Regions from separate parts of the Homo sapiens genome. Here region 1 is linked to region 2. The links are chromatin loops, found by intact Hi-C in ENCODE. Cell type or tissue: heart right ventricle. All regions are shown on one strand. Links, peaks and the distances in the headings refer to the core of each region. The heading gives the core; the rest is flanking DNA.

The links. Hi-C counts contacts between places; a loop is a spot of excess contacts. Peaks named below come from ENCODE experiments on the same cell type or tissue, not always from the same donor. Only the 100,000 strongest peaks of a DNase experiment are listed, where the experiment ranks them.
Region 1: it touches region 2 in a loop (3-fold over the local background); 19 of 110 quality-filtered maps call a loop at or near these places.

What each region holds. Positions count from the first base shown.
Region 1 is chr19:11,276,844-11,287,116 of GRCh38, forward strand. No RefSeq gene overlaps it. Among named protein-coding and RNA genes, the nearest start is that of TSPAN16, 14 kb to the right of the region's middle. In heart right ventricle, for the core only: no CTCF peak of the experiment used is centred there; no DNase peak of the experiment used is centred there; H3K27ac peaks cover 944 bases.
Region 2 is chr19:11,135,306-11,145,039 of GRCh38, forward strand. No RefSeq gene overlaps it. Among named protein-coding and RNA genes, the nearest start is that of SPC24, 16 kb to the right of the region's middle. RefSeq lists enhancers at 5,950-8,722, 6,247-7,190, 7,191-8,133. In heart right ventricle, for the core only: a CTCF peak has its summit at 6,901 (motif pointing left); DNase peaks (open chromatin) are centred at 7,356 and 8,216; H3K4me3 peaks cover 994 bases; H3K27ac peaks cover 3,898 bases.

The DNA of each region.
Region 1 (10,273 bases), core at 3,955-7,954, 140 kb after region 2:
CCAGACGGGGTCGCGGCCAGGCAGAGGCGCTCCTCACATCCCAGACGGGGCGGCGGGGCAGAGGCACTCCCCACATCTCAGACTATGGGCGGCGGGGCAGAGATGCTCCTCACTTCCTAGACGGGATGGCGGCCGAGAAGAGGCGCTCCTCACCTCCCAGACTGGGCGGCCGGGCAGAGGGGCTCCTCACATCCCAGACGATGGGCGGCCAGGCAGAGACGCTCCTCGCTTCCCAGACTGGGTGGCGGCCGGGCAGAGGCCGCAATCTTGGCACTTTGGGAGGCCAGGGCAGGCGGCTGGGAGGTGGAGGTTGTAGCGAGCCAGAGATCACGCCACTGCACTCCAGCCTGGGCAGCATTGAGCACTGAGTGAGACTCCGTCTGCAATCCCGGCACCTCGGGAGGCCGAGGCTAGCAAGATCACTCGCGGTTAGGAGCTGGAGACCAGCCCGGCCAACACGGCGAAACCCCGTCTCCACCAAAAAAAATACAAAAACCAGTCAGTCGTGGCGGCGCGCGCCTGCAATCCCAGGCACTTGGCAGGCTGAGGCAGGAGAATCAGGCAGGGAGGTTGCAGTGAGCCGAGATGGCGGCATTACAGTCCAGCCTCCGCTCGGCATCAGAGGGAGACCATGGAGAGAGAGGGAGAGGGAGAAGGAGACCGTGGGGAGAGGGAGAGGGAGAGGGAGAGCTCTTTTTAATTTTTTTTGTAGAGGCCAGAGTCTTGCTATGTTGCCCAGGCTGGTTTCAAACTCCTGGCCTCAAGTGATCCTCCTGCCTCAGCCTCCTACAGTGCTGGGATTACAGGTGTGAGCCACTGCACCCAGCTGGCTATGTGGTTTCTTGTGCATCACTCTATCCCTAGTGCGCTGCACACAGCCTGGCACACAGTAGGTGCTCAGTAAGTGCTTTCTGAGTGAATGATTGGGAGAAGCAGAAAGTATTCCAAGGGAGGCATGGGCAATTGTTTTTTTGTGTTTTTTTGAGATGGAGTTTTGCTCTTGTTGCCCAGGGTGGAGTGCAATGGCACGATCTCTGCTCACTGCAACCTCCGCCTCCTGGGTTCAAGCAATTCTCCTGGGTTCAAGCGATTCTCCTGCATTCAAGTGATTCTCCTGCCTCAGCCTCCTGAGTAGCTGGAATTACAGGCATGCGCCACCACACTTGGATAATTTTGTATTTTAGTAGAGACGGGGTTTCTCCCTGTTGGTCAGGCTGGTCTCAAACTCCCGACCTCAGGTGATCCACATGCCTCGGCCTCCTAAAGTGCTGGGATTACAGGCGTGAGCCTCCGTGCCCAGCCAGGCAATTTTGTTAATCGCTGAATCTTCCAGTTTCCACATGCCTCCTCCTCTCTCCAACCCTTCTCGCCCTAACTTTTCCAGATTGTGCATGAAATTTCTAGATTGTGCATGAATGCCCTGCCCAGCCCTGCACATTCAGAATTCATTTGAATTGAACCTGAGAGGTGGAGGTTGTACCGAGCTGAGATGGTGCTACTGCACTCCAGCCTGGGCGACAGACCGAGACTCTGTCTCAAAAACAAACAAACAAGCAAAAACCACAAAAAACCTGTACATGAGCTGGGCAAGGCTGAGTGTGGTGGCTCACACCTGTGATCCCAGTGCCTCCAGAGGGTGAGGCGGGAGGAATGGCTTGAGGTCAGGAGTTTGAGACCAGCCTGGGCAACATAGTGAGACCCTGTCTATAAAAAAAATAAAGAATTAGCCAGGTGTAGTGGCGCATATCTGTGGTCCCTGCTACTTGGGAGGCTGACAAGGGAGGTTCGCTTGAGCCCAGGAATTTGAGGCTGCAGTGAGCTATGATTGTGCCACTGCCCTCCAGCCTGGGTGACAGAGTAAAAGACAATAGCAACAAAAACGCTGAATGAAATACAGCAAACATGCTTTTAAGTTATCAGCTAAGTTCACAAAAAAGTAAGAGAAATCTCCAAGGAACACAGAGGAGGGGAAGTTAGTGCTGAGGCGCCACATTCCTTGACCCTGTGAGATAAAGGCTGCAGTGAGCCGTGTTCACACTGCTGCACTACAGCCTGGGCAACAGAACAAGGCTCTGTCTCAAAAAAAAAAAAAGAAAAAGAGAAAAAGAAACCTCGTCTCCAAAAAAAAAAAAAAAATTAAAAATCAGCCTGTAGTCCCAGCTATTCAGGAGGCTGCGGTGGGAGGATCGCCTAATCCCAGGAGCTCCATGTTGCAGTGAGCTGTGATCAGGCCACTGTACTCCAGCCTGGGTGATAGAACAAGACTCCATCCCCTCCCCTCAAAATAAAAATAAATTGAAAAAATAAAGAACAAATTAAAACAAGGTCATTAGGATGGACCCTAATCCAAATGACCACTATCCTTATAAAATGAGGAGGTATGGGCTGGGTGCAGTGGCTCGTGCCTGTAATCCCAGCACTTTGGGAAGCTGAGGCAGGTGGATCATTTGAAGTCAAGAGTTCAAGACCAGTCTGGCCAACGTAGTGAAACCCTGTATCTACCCAAAATACAAAAATTAGCTGGGTGTGGTGGCGCATGCCTGTAATCACAGCTATTTGGGAGGCTGAGGCATGAGAACTGCTTGAACCTGGGAGGTGGAGATTGCAGTGAGCTGAGATTGTGCCACTGCAGTCCAACCTGGGGGACAGAGGAAGACTCTGTCTCAAAAAAAGAAAAAAAAAAAGAAAAGATGAGGTGATATGGACACAGAGACAAGCATTAAAGAAAGACTATGTGAAGACACAGAAACAAGGCAACTGGCTCTAAGCCAAGGAGAGAGACCTCAGAAAGAATCAACCCTGCTGACACCTTATTCTTGGACATACACCCTCCGGAACTGTGAAATGCCCTGTTTTATAAGCTTCCCTGTCTGTGGTGCTTGGTCATGACAGCCTTAGCAAACTCATACACGTCCCCTCTTCCCAACTGCTGCTTCCTGGCATCACCACCTCTCAGACAAAGTACTTGTATTAAATCCTTGTTTCAGTGGTGGCTTCCACGGAACCCAAACTAAGACAAGGCCACCCCAGGGTACAAAAGGTGGCATGGGGAAAGAAGAGAGTCTCTGGGGAGCATTGTCATGCAGAGAAAGGAAAGGAGAGGTCTTCAAGGAAGTAGAGCCAGACCTCAGTTTCAGAAGCCATTGTATTTGCTCCCAGAACCCATGAGAAAAAACTTCTGCTGTGGTGGTGGTGGTGAATCCCACAATAGGAAGCTTCTCTGTGGTTTTGAGCCACAAAAGAAAGTTGTAGCCCATTGTTTCATGGCCACAAAGGAAATGGTTTCCAGTTGGGTGATGGTTCGCTTGGGTTGCTGGGAGGATCTGACCTCAACCTTCCTGCTGCACCCTGGGCAATGGTGCATCTTCTCTTCCGGCATCTTCTCTCTCCTGTTTTTCAAGTTTACTCTTTTTTTTTTTTTTTTTTTTTTTTTTTTGATACGGAGTCTCACTCTGTCACCCGGGCTGGAGTGCTGTGGCGCGATCCTGGCTCACTGCAAGCTCCGCCTCCTGGCTTCAAGCGATTCTCATGCCTCAGCCTCCCGAGTAGCTGGGATTACAGGCATGTGCCACCATGCTCAGTGGCTAATTTTTGTATTTTTAGTAGAGACGGGGTTTCACCATGTTGGCCAGGCTGGTCTCAAACTCCTGACCTCAAGTGATCCATCTACCTCGGCTTCCCAAAGTGCTGGAATTACAAGCGTAAGCCACCACACCTGGCCCAAGTTTACTCTTTCTAAAAAGAATTTATTTGGGGTTTGCTCTGTTGCCCAGGTTGGATGCAACCTGGTGGTATGATCATAGCTCACTGTAGCCTTGAAATCCTGGATTCAAGTGATCCTCCTGCCTCAGCCTCCTGAGTAGCTGGGACTACAGGTGTCCATCACCTGACCCAGTAATTAAAATTTTTTTTTGTAGAGATGGGGTCTTGCTATGTTGCCCACACTGGTCTTGAACTCCTGGCCTCAAACAATCCTATTGCCTCCAATACATCTGGCCCAGGTTTACTCTTTTTTTTTTTAGACAGTATGTTGCTCTTGTTGCCCAGGCTGGAGTGCAGTGGCACAATCTCGGCTCACAGCAACCTCTGCCTCCTGGGTTCAAGCGATTCTCGTGCCTCACCTCAGCCTCCTGAGTAGCTGGGATTACAGGTGCGTGCCACCACCCCCAGCTAATTTTTTTGTATTTTTAATAGAGACAAGGTTTCACCATGTTGGCCAGACTGGACTCAAACTCCTGACCTGAAGTGATCCACCCGCCTCGGCCTCCCAAAGTGCTGGAATTACAGGCATGAGGCACTGCCGCTCAGCCCCCAGGTTTACTCTTTTTTTTTTTTTTTTCTTTTTTTGAGACAGAGTTTCACTCTTGTTGCCCAGGCTGGAGTGCAATGGCATGATCTCGGCTCACTGCAACCTCTGCCTCCCGGTTTCAAGCGATTCTCCTGCCTCAGCCTCCCGAGTAGCTGGGATTACAGGCATGCACCACTATGCCCTACTAATTTTGTTTTTTTTTTTTTTAGTAGAGACGAGGTTTCTCCATCTTGGTCAGGCTGGTTGTAAACTCCCAACCTCAGGTAATCCGCCCACCTTGGCCTCCCAAAGTGCTGGGATTACAGGCATGAGCTGCCGCGCCCAGCCAGGTTTACTCTTAATTTAAGGTTGAGCCCCTGGGCTGCACACTCAGCCTTGTGGATGGATGACTGGCTTTGGGCCAAGGTTTGGCTTGCAGCTTCTCCTCACTCTCAGCCTAGAGGCAAAAACTTTTCTTTCTTTTTGTTAAAAACAGCTTTACTGAGATATAGTCTACACAGTATAGAATTCACCCCTCGAAAGTGTACAATTCAATGGTTTTTCCTATATTCAGAATTGTACAACCATCACCCAGCCTATTTTGGAACACTGTCTCATCTCCTCAAAAAGCAGCTCCACAGCCTTTAGCTATCATTCCCCTATCCCCTCGTCCCTGCCGCCTCACCCCTAAGCAACTACGAATCTACTAGTCTGGACTGTCACATGAGTGCAATCATACAACATCTGTCATTTCGTGTCTGGCTTATTTCACATAGCTTAAAGTTTGTAAGATTCATCTGCAGCCTGTGTGACTGTATCATTCCTTTAAATTTTGTTTTAATTTTTAAAATTGAGATGGAATCTCCCATGTTGTCCAGGCTTGTCTTGAACTCTTCGGCTCAAACGATCCTCCTACCTCAGTCTCCCAAAGTGCTGGGATTACAGGCGTGAGCCACCGTGTCTGGACATTCATTCCTTTTTTTAATTTTTTTGAGACAGAGTCTTGCTCTGTCACCCAGGCTGGAGTGCAGTGGCGCTATCTCAGCCCACTGCAACCTCTGTCTCCTGGGTTCAAGCGATTCTCCTGCCTCAGCCTCCTGAGTAGCTGGGACTAGAGGTATGCGCCACCACGCCTGGCTAATTTTTGTGGTTTTAGTAGAGAAGGAGTTTCACCATGTTGGCCAGGCTGGTCTTGAACACCTGACCTCAGGTGATCCGCCCTCCTTTGCCTCCTAAAGTGCTGGGATTACAGGCTTGAGCCATCACGCCTGGCCGACATTCATTCCTTTTAAAGGCTGGATAATATTCCATTGTATGGATAGACCACATTTTATTTATCCGTTCATCAGTGGATGGCCCCTATGGACTATTGTTAGCGGTGCTCTTACGCCATTTGAGTTACACATTTTTGCATGGACATATGATTTCATTTCTCTTGGGTACGTATATACCTAGGAGTGGAATTGCTCGGTCATATGGTAATTCCACTTTTAATCTTTTTTTTTTTGTCCTGTAGAGGTGGATTCTCGCTGGTCTTGAACTCCTGGACTCATATGATCCTCCTGCCTTGGCCTCCCAAAGTGCTGGGATTATAAGCATAAACCACTGTACCCAGCCCTTTCTGTAATTTTTTTTTTTTTTGAGACAGTTTCATTCTGTCGCCCAGGCTGGAGTGCAGTGGCACGATCTTGCCTCACTGCAACCTCTGCCTCCTGGGTTCAAGCAATTCTCCTGTCTCAGCCTCCTGAGGAGCTGGGATTACAGGTGCTCACCACCACGCCCGGCTAATTTTTTGTATTTTTAGTAGGGTTTTAGTAGGGTTTCACCATGTTGGCCAGGCTGGTCTCCAACTCTTGACCTCAGGTGATCCACCCACTTTGGCCTCCCAAAGTGCTGGGATTACAGGCCGTGAGCCACCGCACCCGGCCCTATGTGTAACCTCTTGAGAAGCTCTCAGACTGTTCTCCAAAGCTGTTGCCCCAGCTGACATTCCCACCAGTGGTGTATGAGGGTTCTGATTTCTTTGTGTCCTTGTGTGAAAATACTTCTTTAACCAATTTTACAGATAAGACTAAAATATACTGAGGCCCAGCAACGAGCTCAAGCTCCCACAGCTACTGAGACACAGAGCTGGGGCAGGTGCCCAGGTATCCAGACTCCAGACATCAGGATTTGCTCATTTCATTGAGGCTTTAACAAAGACTCTGTGGATCTTTATTGAGCTCCTGTTACATACCAAGCACTGAAGACACACAGTGAACAAACCAATGTAGAAAGGACTCAGATAGCTTAAAATAATAATAGGCCAGTGCCCAGTAGCATACACCTGTAATCCCAGCACTTTGGGAGGTCAAGGCGGGATGATCACTTAAGCCCAGGAGTTTGAGACTAGCCTGGGAAACATGGTGAAACCCCATCTCTACAAAAAATCTAAAACTTAGCTGGTCATGGGTCAGGCACTCCCAAAGTGCAGTGCTCCCACTGTACTCCAGCCTGAGCGACAGAGCGAGACTCCTTCTCAAAAAAAAAAAAAAAAAAAAGGTTAGCTGGTCATGATGGGGGCACATGCCTGTAGTCCCAGCTATTCAGGAGGCTGAGGTGGGCGGACTGCTTGCGCCTGGGGAGGTTGAGACAGTAGTGAGCCAAGATCACGCCACTGCATTCCAGCCCCAGTAACAGACTGAGACCCTGCCTTAATAAAAAGGAAAAAAAAAGTTAAAAATTTAAAAAATATTTGAATTCAGGATGGCAGGGACTACATCTGTATTTTTTGGCATCACAATTGGCATACACTAGGTGCTCAATGGATGCTTATTGAATGAAAGGTTGAATGAATTAGTGAATGAGCAGATGTCACCCATCAGAAAGAATCACTGACCTTGGAGTCAGGAGACCCATCTTCAAATCTGGGCTCCTCTGTTCCAGGCAATGAGCCTCATCTGTTTTTTGTTTTTTGAGACAGAGTCTTGCTCTACTGCCCAGGCTGGAGTGCAGTGGTGCAATCTTGGCTCACTGCAACATCCACCTCCCAAGGTGAATCAATTCTCTTGCCTCAGCCTCTCGAGTAGCTGGGATTACAGGCATGCACCACTGTGCCCAGGTAATTTTTGTATTTTTTGTAGAGACAGGGTTTTGCCATGTTGCCCAGGCTGGTCTCAAACTCCTGACTTCAGGTGAACTGCCCACCTCAGCCTCCCAAAGTGCTGGGATGACAGGTGTGAGCCACCGCACCCGGCCAAGCCTCATTTGTAAAGTGGACATGACAATAGCACCTACCTCTAAGCATGGGAGTGAAGATTCTAGATCATTCTAGCACCTGGCATGAAGTAAAGGCTTCAATAAATGTATACACCAACTCTCCCAGATCTTCTGAAAGAGAAGCACAGAAAACAGTCTGAACACAGCCTGGAAGGAGAATTCCTGTGCTGGGTGGGTTATTTTCCATGAACCCCGAGGACCTGGCTAAGTTTCAGGTCAGAGCTGTTTTTTTTTCCCCCAAAATTCTCTCATTTGCTCTGGTCCAAGTGGAGATCCTGGTTCCCAGTGTCCCCCCTGCCCCCACCCCCTTCCCGCCAGGCGCAGCAGGGAGCGTCCGCTGAGACAGCAAGAAAACCCACCCAAGAATGCAGAGGCCTCAGCTGAGGACAGCACTTGTAATTCAGCTTGGTCACCCTTTAAAAACAATTGTAAGGCCAGGAGTATAATCAATGTACTCGTGCCTGTAATTCCAGCTCTTTAGGAGGCTAAGATGGGTGAATGGCTTGAGTCCAGGAGTTTGAGACCAGCCTGGCCAACATGGTGAAACACCGTCTCTATCAAAAATAATAAGAATAATAGGCCGAGCACGGTGACTCACACCTGTCATCCCAGCACTTTGGGAGGCTGAAGCGGGCGGATCACCTGAGGTCAGGAGTTTGAGTCCAGCCTGGCCAACATGGTGAAACCCCATCTCTACTAAAAATACAAACAATTAACGGGGCGTGGTGGCACATGCCTGTAATCCCAGCTACCTGGGAGGCTGAGGCAGGACAATTGCTTAAACTTGGGAGGCGGAGGTTGCAGTGAGCTGAGATCGCGCCATTGCACTCCAGCCTGGACGACAGAGCAAGACTCCCTCTCAAAAATAAAATAAAATAATAATAATAAAGGCAGATCTTTTTTTTTCTTCTTGGTCTTTTTATCCTATTATAGTAATAATAACTGCATAGTGCATGCTGAGATAAGAGGCAGTGGTCGCTCCAATCACTGCCTCTTCTGATGTCTCGTGGCCTCTTCCCTTCTGTGTCTAAATGTTCCTCTCCTCTCTTTCTCTCTCTCTCTCTTTTTTTTTTTTGAGACAGAGTCTCGCTTTGCCGCCCAGGCTGGAGTGCAGTGGCGCAATCTCAGCTCACTGCCACCTCTGCCTCTCGGGTTCAAGCAATTCTCCTGCCTCATCCTCCCGAGTAGCTGGGAGTACAGGCGTGCACCACCACATCCGGCATATTTTTGTATTTTAGTAGAGACAGGGTTTCACCATGTTGGTCAGGCTGGTCTTGAACTCCAGATTTCAAGTGATCCACCTTCCTTGGCCTACCAAAGTGCTGGGATTACAGGTATGAGCCACCATGCCTGGCTGGATTTTTCAAGAGACGCCTCAAATCCAGACTTCTCCATTGAAAATATTTTGAATTTTTATTTTATTATTATTTCTTTTAGACAGAGTCTCACTCTGTTGTCCAGGCTGGAGTGCAGTGGTACCATCATGGCTCACTGCAGCCTTGACCTTCTGGGCTCAAGCGGATCCTCCCGCTTCGGCCTCCCAAAGTGCTGGAATTACAGGTGTGAGCCACCACAGCTTGCCTTGTTTTTTTTTTTTTTTTGAAACTGGGTCTCACTGTGTCACCCAAGCTGGAGTGCAGTGGCACGATTTCAGCTCTTTGCATCCTCTGCCTCCCAGGTTCAAGCAATTCTCTTGCCTCAGGCTCCAGAGTAGCTGGGACCACAGGCGTGCACCACCACACCTGGCTTATTTTTTGTATTTTTGGTAAAGACAGGGTTTTACCATTTTGCCTAAGCTGGTCCCGAACTCCTGGGCTCAAGTGATCCTCCCACCTTGGCCTCCCGGAGTGCTGGGATTACAAGTGTGAGCCACCGCGCCTGGCCTCGTGCCTTGATTTTTTTAAAGTCAAAGTCACCAGCAAGCCATGAACATTATCTCTCTTCTTAAGGAAGAAAGGGACCAGGGTGGTGGCCTAGGCAACATAGGGAGACCCCGTCTCTACAAATAATATATATATAAAAAAAAACAACTAGCTGGGTGGGGTGGTGCATGGCTGTGGTCCCAGCTACTAGGGAGGCTGAGCTGGGAGGATCCCTTGAGCCTAGGAGCTGGAGGCTGGACTGAGCTATGATGGAGCCACTGTACTCCAGCCTGGGCAACAGAGTGAGACCTTGTCAAAAATAAAAAATAAAAAAATAAAAAATAAAAATAAATAAAAAAAGGAAGGAAGGAAAGGTCTCCTTCACCGGATGTGAACCCTTTTCCCAAATCTTGTGCTGTGTTTCTCAGCCCCCACAGGCAGCTGAAATATGTCATCACCCACCCACTGCTTCCTGTCTGTGTTAGATTTTTGGGAGCTGCCATAACAAATCATCACCAGCTTGCTGGTTTAAAACAACAAGAATTTATTCTTTTATTTTTTGAGACACAGTCTCCCTCTGTCGCCCAGGCTGGAGAGCAGTGGGGCGATCTTAGGTCACTGCAACCACTGCCTCCCAGGCTCAAGCGATTCTTCTGCCTCAGCCTTCTGAGTAGCTGGGATTATAGGCATGTGACACCATGCCCGGCTAATTTTTGTATTTTTAGTAGAGACAGGGTTTTGCCATGTTGGTCAGGCTGGTCTCAAACTCCCGACCTCAGGTGCTCCGCCCGCCTTGGCCTCCCAAAGTGTTGGAATTACAGGCGTCAGCCACCACGCCCAGCCCCCTAAAATTTATTCTTTCACT
Region 2 (9,734 bases), core at 4,667-8,666:
GCAGTGAGCCGAGATCGCACCACTGCACTCTAGCCTGGGCAACAGAGCAAGACTCCATCTACAAAAAAAAAAAAAAGAAATGAAGTCTTGATACGGTGGCTCATGCCTGTAATCCCAGCACTTTGGGAGGCCAAGGCAGGCGGATCACGAGCTCAGGAGATCGAGACCATCCTGGCCAACGTGGCGAAACCCAGTCTCTACTAAAGATACAAAAAATTAGCCAGGCATGGTGGCGGGCGCCTGTAGTCCCAGCTACTTGGGAGGCTGAGGCAGGAGAATGGCATGAACCCAGGAGGCAGAGCTTGCAGTGAGCTGAGATCGCGCCACTGCACTCCAGCCTGGGCGACAGAGCGAGACTCTGTCTCAAAAAAAAAACAAAAAAGAAATGAAAATCTCCCTGTCTGTCCTTAAGGACCTGACATCATTTTATTTTATTTATTTTTTTGAGACAAGGTCTTGCTTTATTGCCCAGGCTGGAGTGCAGTGGCACAATCTTGGCTCACTGCAACCTCCACCTCCCGGGTTCAAGCGATTCTCCTGCCTCAGCCTCCTGTGTTGCTGGGATCACAGGCGCGTACCCGGCTAATTTTTATATTTTCAGTAGAGATGGGGTTTTGCCATGTTGGCCAGGCTATTCTTGAACTCTTGACCTCAAGTCGTCTACCGCCTCGGCCTCCCAAAATGCTAGGATTACAGGTGTGAGCCACCGCACCAAGCCAAATGTTACTTCATTAGAGAAACTCCCCCTGAAGAAAACTTCCTTCCTGCCAGTTGCTTTTCTGTCCCCATACTCTGTTTAATATTCTTCTAGAATATTCTTCTAAAATGTAGCAATTTTTTGTATCTATTCTAAAAATGGAGGCCAAGGAAGGCAGATCACTTGAGGTCAGGAGTTTGAGACTAGCCTGGCCAACATGGTGAAACCATGTCTCTACTAAAAAGGGTAAGATTTTGAGGCTGCAGTGAGCTATGACGGCACCATTGCACTCCAGGCTGGGCAACAGAGCGAGACACCATCTCAATAAAAAAAAAAAAAAGCAGGGTGCGGTGGCTCAAGCCTGTAATCCCAACACTTTGGGAGGCTGAGGCAGGCGGATCATGAGGTCAGGAGTTCGAGACCAGCCTGCCCAACATAGTGAAACCCTGTCTACTAAAAATACAAAAAAATTAGCCGGGTATGCTGGCAGGTGACTGCACCATAAAAAATGTTCAAGATTAAACAGGGGGACGGTGAGGTAACCCAGAAATAAGCAACAGCAGAAAGCGCCACCACCACAAAACCAGGAGAGGAAGATGTGGTTTCTGGAGCCTGGGAGCTGGTGAGAGCCAGAAACTCATAGGAGGGAAAGAAGTGCTGCAGACATGGTCCCCAGCAGAGCGAGGCGGGGAAGAGCCCAGCCTGTCCCCCGCTCCAGGCTCTATCTCCCACCAGTGCCTCCCACGGGCTGAGCCCAACAGGGACAGGCTGATGAAGCCCAGGCAATGGTGCCTTACTGGGTGGATCGAAGGAGGGACAGGGTTGGCCCAGGGGTGACACGACACTGGGGTGGTTAGGTCCACAAACGTGGCTCATGCCTGTAATCCCAGTACCTTGGGAAGCTGAGGCAGGAGGATTGCTTGAGCCCAGGAGTTCAAGAGCAGTCTGGGCAACATAGCAAGACCCCATCTCTAAAAAACGTTTTTAAATTTCTGGGCTCAGTGGCTCATGCCTATAATCCCAGCACTCTGGGAGGCCGAGGCAGGCGGATCACCTGAGGTCAGGAGTTCAAAACCAGCCTAGCCAAAATGGCAAAACCCCGCCTCTACTAAAAATACAAAAATTAGTTGGGTGTGGTGGCGCATGCCTGTAATCCCAGCTACTTGGGAGGCTGAGGCAGGAGAATCGCTTGAACTCGGGAGGCCGAGGTTGCACTGAGCCAAGATCGCACCACTGCACTCCAGCCTGACAGAGCGAGACACTGCGTCAAAAAAACAGACAACAACAACAGAAAAAGTTTTAAAATTACCAGCCGGATGCGATGGCGCACACCTGTAGTCCCAGATACTTGGAGGCTGAGGTGGGAAGATCTCTTGAGTCCAGCACTTTGGGAGGCCAAGGTGGGCGGATCACCTGAGGTTGGGGGTTTGAGACCAGCCTGACCAACATGGAGAAACCCCATCTCTACTAAAAATACAAAATTAGCTGGGTGTGGCGGCGCATGCCTGTAATCCCAGCTACGCGGGAGGCTGAGGTAGGAGAATTGCTTGAACCTGGGAGGAAGAGGTTGCGGTGAGCCGAGATTGCACCATTGCACTCCAGCCTGGGAAACTCTGTCTCAAAAAAACAAAACAAAACACAACAAAAACCCAAAAAGAGCAGACTGACCAGGCCGTCTGGGTTCATAACCTGGCTCTGCCACTGACTCGCTGGGTGACAGGCACCTCAGAGCCTCAGTTTCCCCACCTGACAATGGAGACAAAGCTAATCTCCCCCTCCCCAGGGGCTCTGGAAGTGGGGCAGGATGGGGCTGCGCAGGCGCTCGGAGACAAAGGCAGGGCCTGTCATCTTTCCTGCGTCCACGGGGTGGCACTTCCTTCCTGCCTTCCGCCTTTTGTTTTGGGACGCTTCCAAAACGCCCCTGGGAGGGAAAACTGAGCAGCCCACACAGGAAGCGTCCTGGAGCCTGCACACAGGCGCTCGATAATTGCTCGATTGACGAAATTGGTGCTCAACCAAGTGGCAAACAGGATAAGCGGGCTCAGATGGCCAGGAAAACGGGAGGGCCTGGGAGGTGGCGGCTCGAGGGTGCTGAGACTGAGACGGGAGGGTGGGCAGGACCGGGGTGCATCCCCAGGCAGGGGTGGGGACTGGGAGCACAGCATGGGTGGGGCATGGCCCAGAGGAGAGGCCAGAGGTGATGGAAGGTTCTGGTATTCGGCCTTGGCTGCTGCATTGGGAGCTTGTATCAGAGCTTTGAGGGTGACACAGACATGCAGACATTCAGTTTCCTGACAATCCATCGTTCTGCCCCGATGGTCGCCAAAGGGAGGGAGGGTTGACAGCCACCCATTTTACAGAGAGAAATAGGAGGCTCGGGTCACTGTGGCTGGATTCTGATCCTCGCCGGTTCCAGTTCTCTGGCTCAGAACGGGGCCCTGGTAAAATGCGCTGCTGGCTCCCTGGTCTATAGGCTCAGCACCCACCCACCCACCCACTTGTCCTGCAGGGCTGGGGGCAGCCTGCAGCTTGGGGAACGCCACCCCTGCAGGCTGGTGGTCCTGTCCTGTCTCCGCAGGCTCAACAGCTCTGGCCAGGACAGGGTGGAAGGTGGGAGGAATTTGTCCCACTCCCAGCAAGTCTGACACCCACAACTAGTGTCCCCTGCTGTCCCTCCCCTTCTCCTGTCCCCAGGCCGTTCCCCTTCCAGCAGCCCGAGGCATCCCAGACCACAGCTGTCTGCAGTGAGTCAGCCTGGAGCCTCTGGGCTGAGCCGCGGCTGCCAGAGGGAGGTGGGGAGAGGGGTGCAGGCTGCCCTGCCCTGCAGCTGGCCCTGGCCTAATCCCCTCCCCGCTCCCCAGTCTGGGGTCAGCACCCTCCTCCCTTGCAGGCAGTGATTTTCCGTGATGATGAAGGAATAAAAAAGCCACGGAGGGTTCTGAGTGGGAGTCCCTGGTCCCCATCACCCCACTGAGCATGGCCGCTGGGGTTTCCTGGCAACTTTCTGCTCCATCCGGAGCCGTCCCTCCCCTGGGCTGGGCTGCTCTGGGGCTGTTCCTGGGATGGGGAGCGGGGAGCTTGGGAGTAAATAGTGACATCAGCCACCTAGACAGGCGGGGCCACTGTGTCAAGGGGCCATGTCAGGTTCCCTTCTCCCAGAGCTGGGGCTTGTCTTGGAATTGGAAAATCCTCCCCACATTGCCCTGTGGACTGCAGGCCTGGCGTGATCAAGGACCCCTGCCCTCCTGCCATCCCCCTTGGTCTCCTCCATGCCAGCCTTGCTGTTTCCCCTGCCTGGCTCACAGTCTCCACACCTTTATCCCCTGGGGGCTCAAGTCTGGGACAAATGACACCTCCTCCCTGGGCCTCCCACAGAGCCACAGAGCGTCACCCCCCACCACCCCACAGCGTTCATTTGTGGGTCAGGATTAAGAGCACAAGCTCTGAACACACTCAGCTCAGATTAAAGCCCTGGCTCTGCCACCCGTCTACAGAAAAACTGACACAGTGGCCTCCACTGGGGTGTGGCTCCATGAAGGAGGGTCTGGCGGGCCACAGGCTTACAGTACTCATTTCTCTTTTCTTTTCTTTCTTCCTTCATTTCCTTTCTCTCTCTCCTTCCTTCCTCCCTCCCTCCCTTCCTTCCTTCTTTCTTCCTTTGTTTCTCTCTCTTTTTTTTTTGAGACGGAGTCTCGCTCTGTCGCCCAGGCTGGAGTGTAGTGGTGCGATCTCAGCTCAAGGCAACCACCACCTCCTGGGTTCAAACGATTCTCTTAGCCTCCTGAGTAGCTGGGATTACAAGCACGCACCACCACGCCTGGCTAGTTTTTGTGTGTTTAGTAAAGATAGGGTTTCACCATGTTGGCTGAGCTGGTCTTGAACTCCTGACCTCAAGCAATCTGCCCCACCTCGGCCTCCAGAAGCGTTGGGATTACAGGCGTGAGCCACCACACCGGCTTCTCCTCTCCCTCTCCTCTTTCTCCTTTTCCTTCCTTTCTTCCTTCCTTCCCTTCCCCTTCCTTCCTTCCTTCCTTCATTCTTTCTTCCCCCCGCTCCCCCCTCTTTTTTTTTGAGACAGGGTCTTGCTTTGTCACCCAGGCTGGAGCGCAGTGGTGCAATCCTAGCTCACTGCAGCCTTGACCTCCCAGGGTTGAGGCAATCCTCCCACCTCAGCCTCCCAAGTAGCCAGGACTACGAGTGCACGCCACCATGCCTGGCTAATTTTTTAGTTTTTTTTTGTAGAGACAGGAGTCTCACTGTGTTGTCCAGGCTGGTCTTGAACTCCTCGGTTCAAGCAATCTTCCTGCCTTGGCCTCCTAAAGTGCTGGGATTACAGGCGTGAGCCACAGCACCTGGCCCAGTCCACATTTCTAAGTAAATATGGGAGGCCAGCCAGGTGCAGTGGCTGTAATCCCAGCACTTTGGGAGGCCGAGGTGGGTGGATCACCTGAGGTCAGGAGTTCCAGACCAGTCTGGCCAACATGGTGAAATCCCGTCTTTACTAAAAATACAAAAATTAGCCGGGCGTGGTGGCTCATGCCTGTAATCCCAGCACTTTGGGAGGCTGAGGCGGCAGATCACAAGGTCAGGAGATCGAGACCATCCTGGCTAATACGGTGAAACCCGTCTCTATTAAAAATACAAAAAATTAGCCGGGCATGGTGGCAGGAGCCTGTAGTCCCAGCTACTCAGGAGGCTGAGGCAGGAGAATGGTGTAAACCCGGGAGGCAGAGCTTGCAGTGAGCCGAGATGGTGCCACTGCACTCCAGCCCAGGTGAGAGTGTGAGACTCCGTCTCAAAAAAACAAAATAAAACAAAAAATACAAAAATTAGCGGGGCGTGATGGCAGGTGCCTGTAGTCCCAGCTACTTAGGAGGCTGAGGGAAGAGAATCACTTGAACCCGGGAAGCAGAAGTTGCAGTGAGCCGCGATCGCATCACTGCACTGCAGCCCGGGTGACAGAGCAAGACTCCATCTCAAAAAAAAAAAAAAAAAAAAGGGAGGCCACTGGAGGTTGTGGGGCCACCATGAGAGTCGACAAGGGTGGCCCACATTCCTAGATGAGTTGCCTGGAGGCTGTAGTCCCAGACCTCAGGGGGGTCCCCTCCGGAACCCAAACACTGTCATGCCAATGACACAAAACTGGTCTTCCTGGCCTCTCCCATCCTGTCCAGCCTAGAAGGGAGACTGAGACTTCAGATCCGACAACCATGGGTTCAAATCCAGCCTTGAAAACTTCCCATGCACAGGCAAGCCCCATTGCGATCTGTTTCTTTTCTTTTCCTTTCTTTCTTTTTTTTTTTTTTTTTTTTTTTGAGACAGTCTTGCTCTGTCACCCAGGCTAGAGTGCAGTGGCGTGATCTCGGCTCACTGCAACCTCCGCCTCACAGGTTCAAGCGATTCTCCTGCCTCAGCCTCCCAAGTAGCTGGGATTACAGGTGCCCATCACCGTGCCCAGCTAATTTTTGTATTTTTAGTAGAGACGGGAGTTTCACCATCTTGGCCAGGCTGGTCTCGAACTCCTGACCTCGTGATCTGCTTGCCTCAGCCTGCCAAAGTGCTGGGATTACAGGGGTGAGCCACTGTGCCCGGCTGCGATCTGTTTCTTTTAACCGTAAACTGGGAAGAACTTTGACCACCTCTTAGTCCAGAACTATCAGGGAAGGGGCACTGAATGCCAGGCTGGAGGAGGGTTGCATGAAAGGCTTGACCCCAGCTACTCAGGAGGCTGAGGCAGAAGGACTGTTTGACCTGATGAATTCGAGGCTGCAGTGAGGCTGTGATCGCGCCACTGCACTCCAGCCTAGGCAATAGAGTGAGACCCTGTCTCTAAAAAAAAAAAAAAAAAAATGGCTCAGCCATCCCAAGCTGCTCCCAGCTGCCTGCCCCTCTAGGTGGCCCCCACTACTGGCCTGAGGATGCACTTTATCCCCGCCAGGGCCTGAGGAGTCCTGGGGAAAGGTACCCAAGTCTAGTCCTCAGGAGAAGCCGCCCAGGGAGCACTAGGGCCCGAGGAAGGGTTCAACCTCGAGACTCCATAGCCCCTGGGCTCCCGTCCCCAGAAACACCAGTTACGAGCAGGGGGCTGGCCATGGTGTGAATTCATGACCTGCACACCTCTTGCCGTAATGACTAAGTGGCTAGAGCTTCAGGCTGCCCCACTGCTGCCCTCTGGAGCTCGAGCAGGTGCAGGTGTGGGTGCCCACCCTGGCTTGGCCTCTTCTCACCTGGGTGGCTTCGGACACAGGGTGGACTCCTCAAAGGGGCTGCTTCCCATCTGAGAAGCCAGCATAATCCTCCAGGGGCTACTGATATACACACGCTGCCCCTGGTCCTGAGTTAGATCACCCTGCCCCTAGGGAGGGCTTGGGGGCTTCACTGCTGAAGTTCAGACTCCAGGGTGGTCCTTGTCCTGTGTGCCTCAGTTTCCCCATCTGTAAAATGGATGGTCCTGGGGCTGAGCCTCAGTGCTGCAGGGACTAGTGTGGAACCCTGTGTCCTGGTGCCTGAAACCTTACTCCCACCTCAGCAGGGCTGGGCTGAGCCATCAGCAAGCCTCTGGCCGGCCTCCATCATTCAGGAAAGAGCCGGTGGCTGAAGGCACAGCTCTCAGAGGGAGAACAAACGGGGGCGGGGGTGGGATGGGGGCGGGGCCGGAGGCCACCGGCCTCAGGCTGTCCTGGGCATCCAGCCAGTGCTGGGCAGTGAGTCAGGGGCCAGGCATGTGGAGTGGGGCCTCTCCCAGCCCCGGAGATCAGGCACCTCCCGGAACCCGCCTGCTGGGCCCCCACCAGGCCGCGTTCCTCTCCCACTCGCTCTCCCCATAGAGGGGACCCTGGACCTGCCTGGGGGGGACGAGGATGGGGATGTGGCTGGTGGGCACAGGGCCTCTCTGAGCCCCGGCACAGGCCGCCTGATGGGACCGTCTCTTCCTTGGGGAAACTGAGGCCCAGGTTGCTGGGGTGGAGGGGATGTGGAGTGACAGGGCAGGGCAATGGCTCCTCGGCCCCCTCCGGGAACAAAGCCAGGTCATTCCTGTGGGGAGGGAGCGCCAACCCCAGGGTTGGGGGGGGCACGGGCCCTGGGTCAGGGGTACAGATAAGCCTGGGCTCCCAGAACCCTTGTCACAGCGGCACCCCTGCCCCATGCCTGCTTTCTCTCCAGGGCACTCAGAGCTGCAGTTTGCAGGACGAGAGGGAGACGTGCCCAATCCCCCCATCCCAGGACGCTCAGCCGTGCGTGGGCTGGGCCCACTCCACTCCCGGCGCCCACAGTTGCCCCAGTGAACCGGCCAGTGGAGGCATCCTGTCCCGTGTGCGGGAAAGGAATGACCGCCAAGGTGACAGCAGCGCTTAGCCAACCCTGGCGCTGACACCTGACTTGCAAACTGCTCCCTGCCTGAGGCTTCAAGGCAGGCGAGAGGCTTTGTGTGTGTGACTTCCTCCCCGAAGGGACACTGGCAACAGCTGGAGACATTTCCTGTTGTTAAGGCTGAGGGGGAGCTGCTGGCATTTGGTGGGTGGAGGCCAGGGATGACGTTAACTGTTCTACTACGCCCAGGACAGCCCCCAACACACACAACAGCCTGGCCCAATGTCACGAGAGCTGAGGTGGAACAGCCCTGTTCTGCTTCAGGTCTTCAGGTCTTTGGGGGTCAAGGATGCAAATAGAGGACTCTGCTCCCAATTCAGCTCACATAAAAGAACCGGCCGGGCGCTGTCGCTCATGCCTATAATCCCAGCGCTTTGGGAGGCCGAAGTGGGAGGATCGCTTGAGCCCAGGAGTTTGAGACCAGCCTGGGTAACATAGCAAGATCCCATTTCTACGAAAGTACAAAAATTACCTGGGCACGGTGGCATGCACCTGTAGTCCCAGCGGCTTGGGAGGCTGAGGTGGGAAGTTTGCTTGAGCCCAGGAGGTTGAGGCTGCAGTGAGCCGAGATCATGCCAGTGCACTCCAGCCTCGGCGACAGAGTTAGACTCTATCTCAAAAAAGAAAAAAGAGAGAAAACCCACCAACTTGGAAAATTAAAACAGCCCCAAGGGCATCTAGGAACAGTTAACTGCACATCTAAACCCAGGCCCGCCGTTCTTAGAAGCTCTGCAAGCTGCATGGACTGACTCCTGACATTTCAGGGCTAGACTCAAAAATCCCTTTAAAAAAATTTTGTTTCTGAGACGGAGTTTCACTCTTGTCCAAGCTGGAGTGGAATGGCACGATCTCGGCTCACTGCAACCTCCACCTCCTGGGTTCAAGTAAGTCTCCTGCCACAGCCTCCAGAGTAGCTGGGATTACAGGTGCCCGCCACCATGCCTGGCTAACTTGTATTTTTAGTAGAGATGGGGTTTCACCATGTTGGCCAGACTGGTCTTGAACTCCTGATGTCAGGTGACCCACCTGCCTTGGCCTCCCAATGTTGCTGGTACTACAGACATGAGCCACCATGCCTGGTCTCTTCTTTTTTTTTTTTTTTTTTTTTTTTGAGACAGTCTCGCTCTGTCGCCCAGGCTGGAGTGCAGTGGCTCGATCTCGGCTCACTGCGAACTCTGCCGCCTGCGTTCACGCCATTCTCCTGCCTCACTCAGCCTCCTGAGTAGCTGGGACTACAGGTGCCCACCATCATGCCCGGCTAACTTTTTGTATTTTTAGTAGAGATGGGGTTTCACCGTGTTAGCCTGGTCTCGATCTCCAGACCTTGTGATCCGCCCACCTCGGCCTCCCTAAGTGTTGGGATTACAGGCATGAGCCACCGCGCCCGGCCCCCTTTTTTTTTGTTGTTGACACAGGGTCTCACTTCGTCCCCTAGGCTGGAGTGATGTGGCGCAGTCGTAGCTCACCACGGCAACTTCCTGGGCTCAAGCGATCCTCCCACTTCAGGCCCCGAAGTAGCGGGGGATACAGGCAGGCACCACCATGCCCGGCTAATTTATTTTTTTCTTAGTAGAGGTGGGGTTTCGCAATGTTGCCCAGGCTGGTCTCAAATTCCTAGACTCAAGTGATTTGCCCGCCTAGGCCTCCCAAAGTGCTGGGATTACAG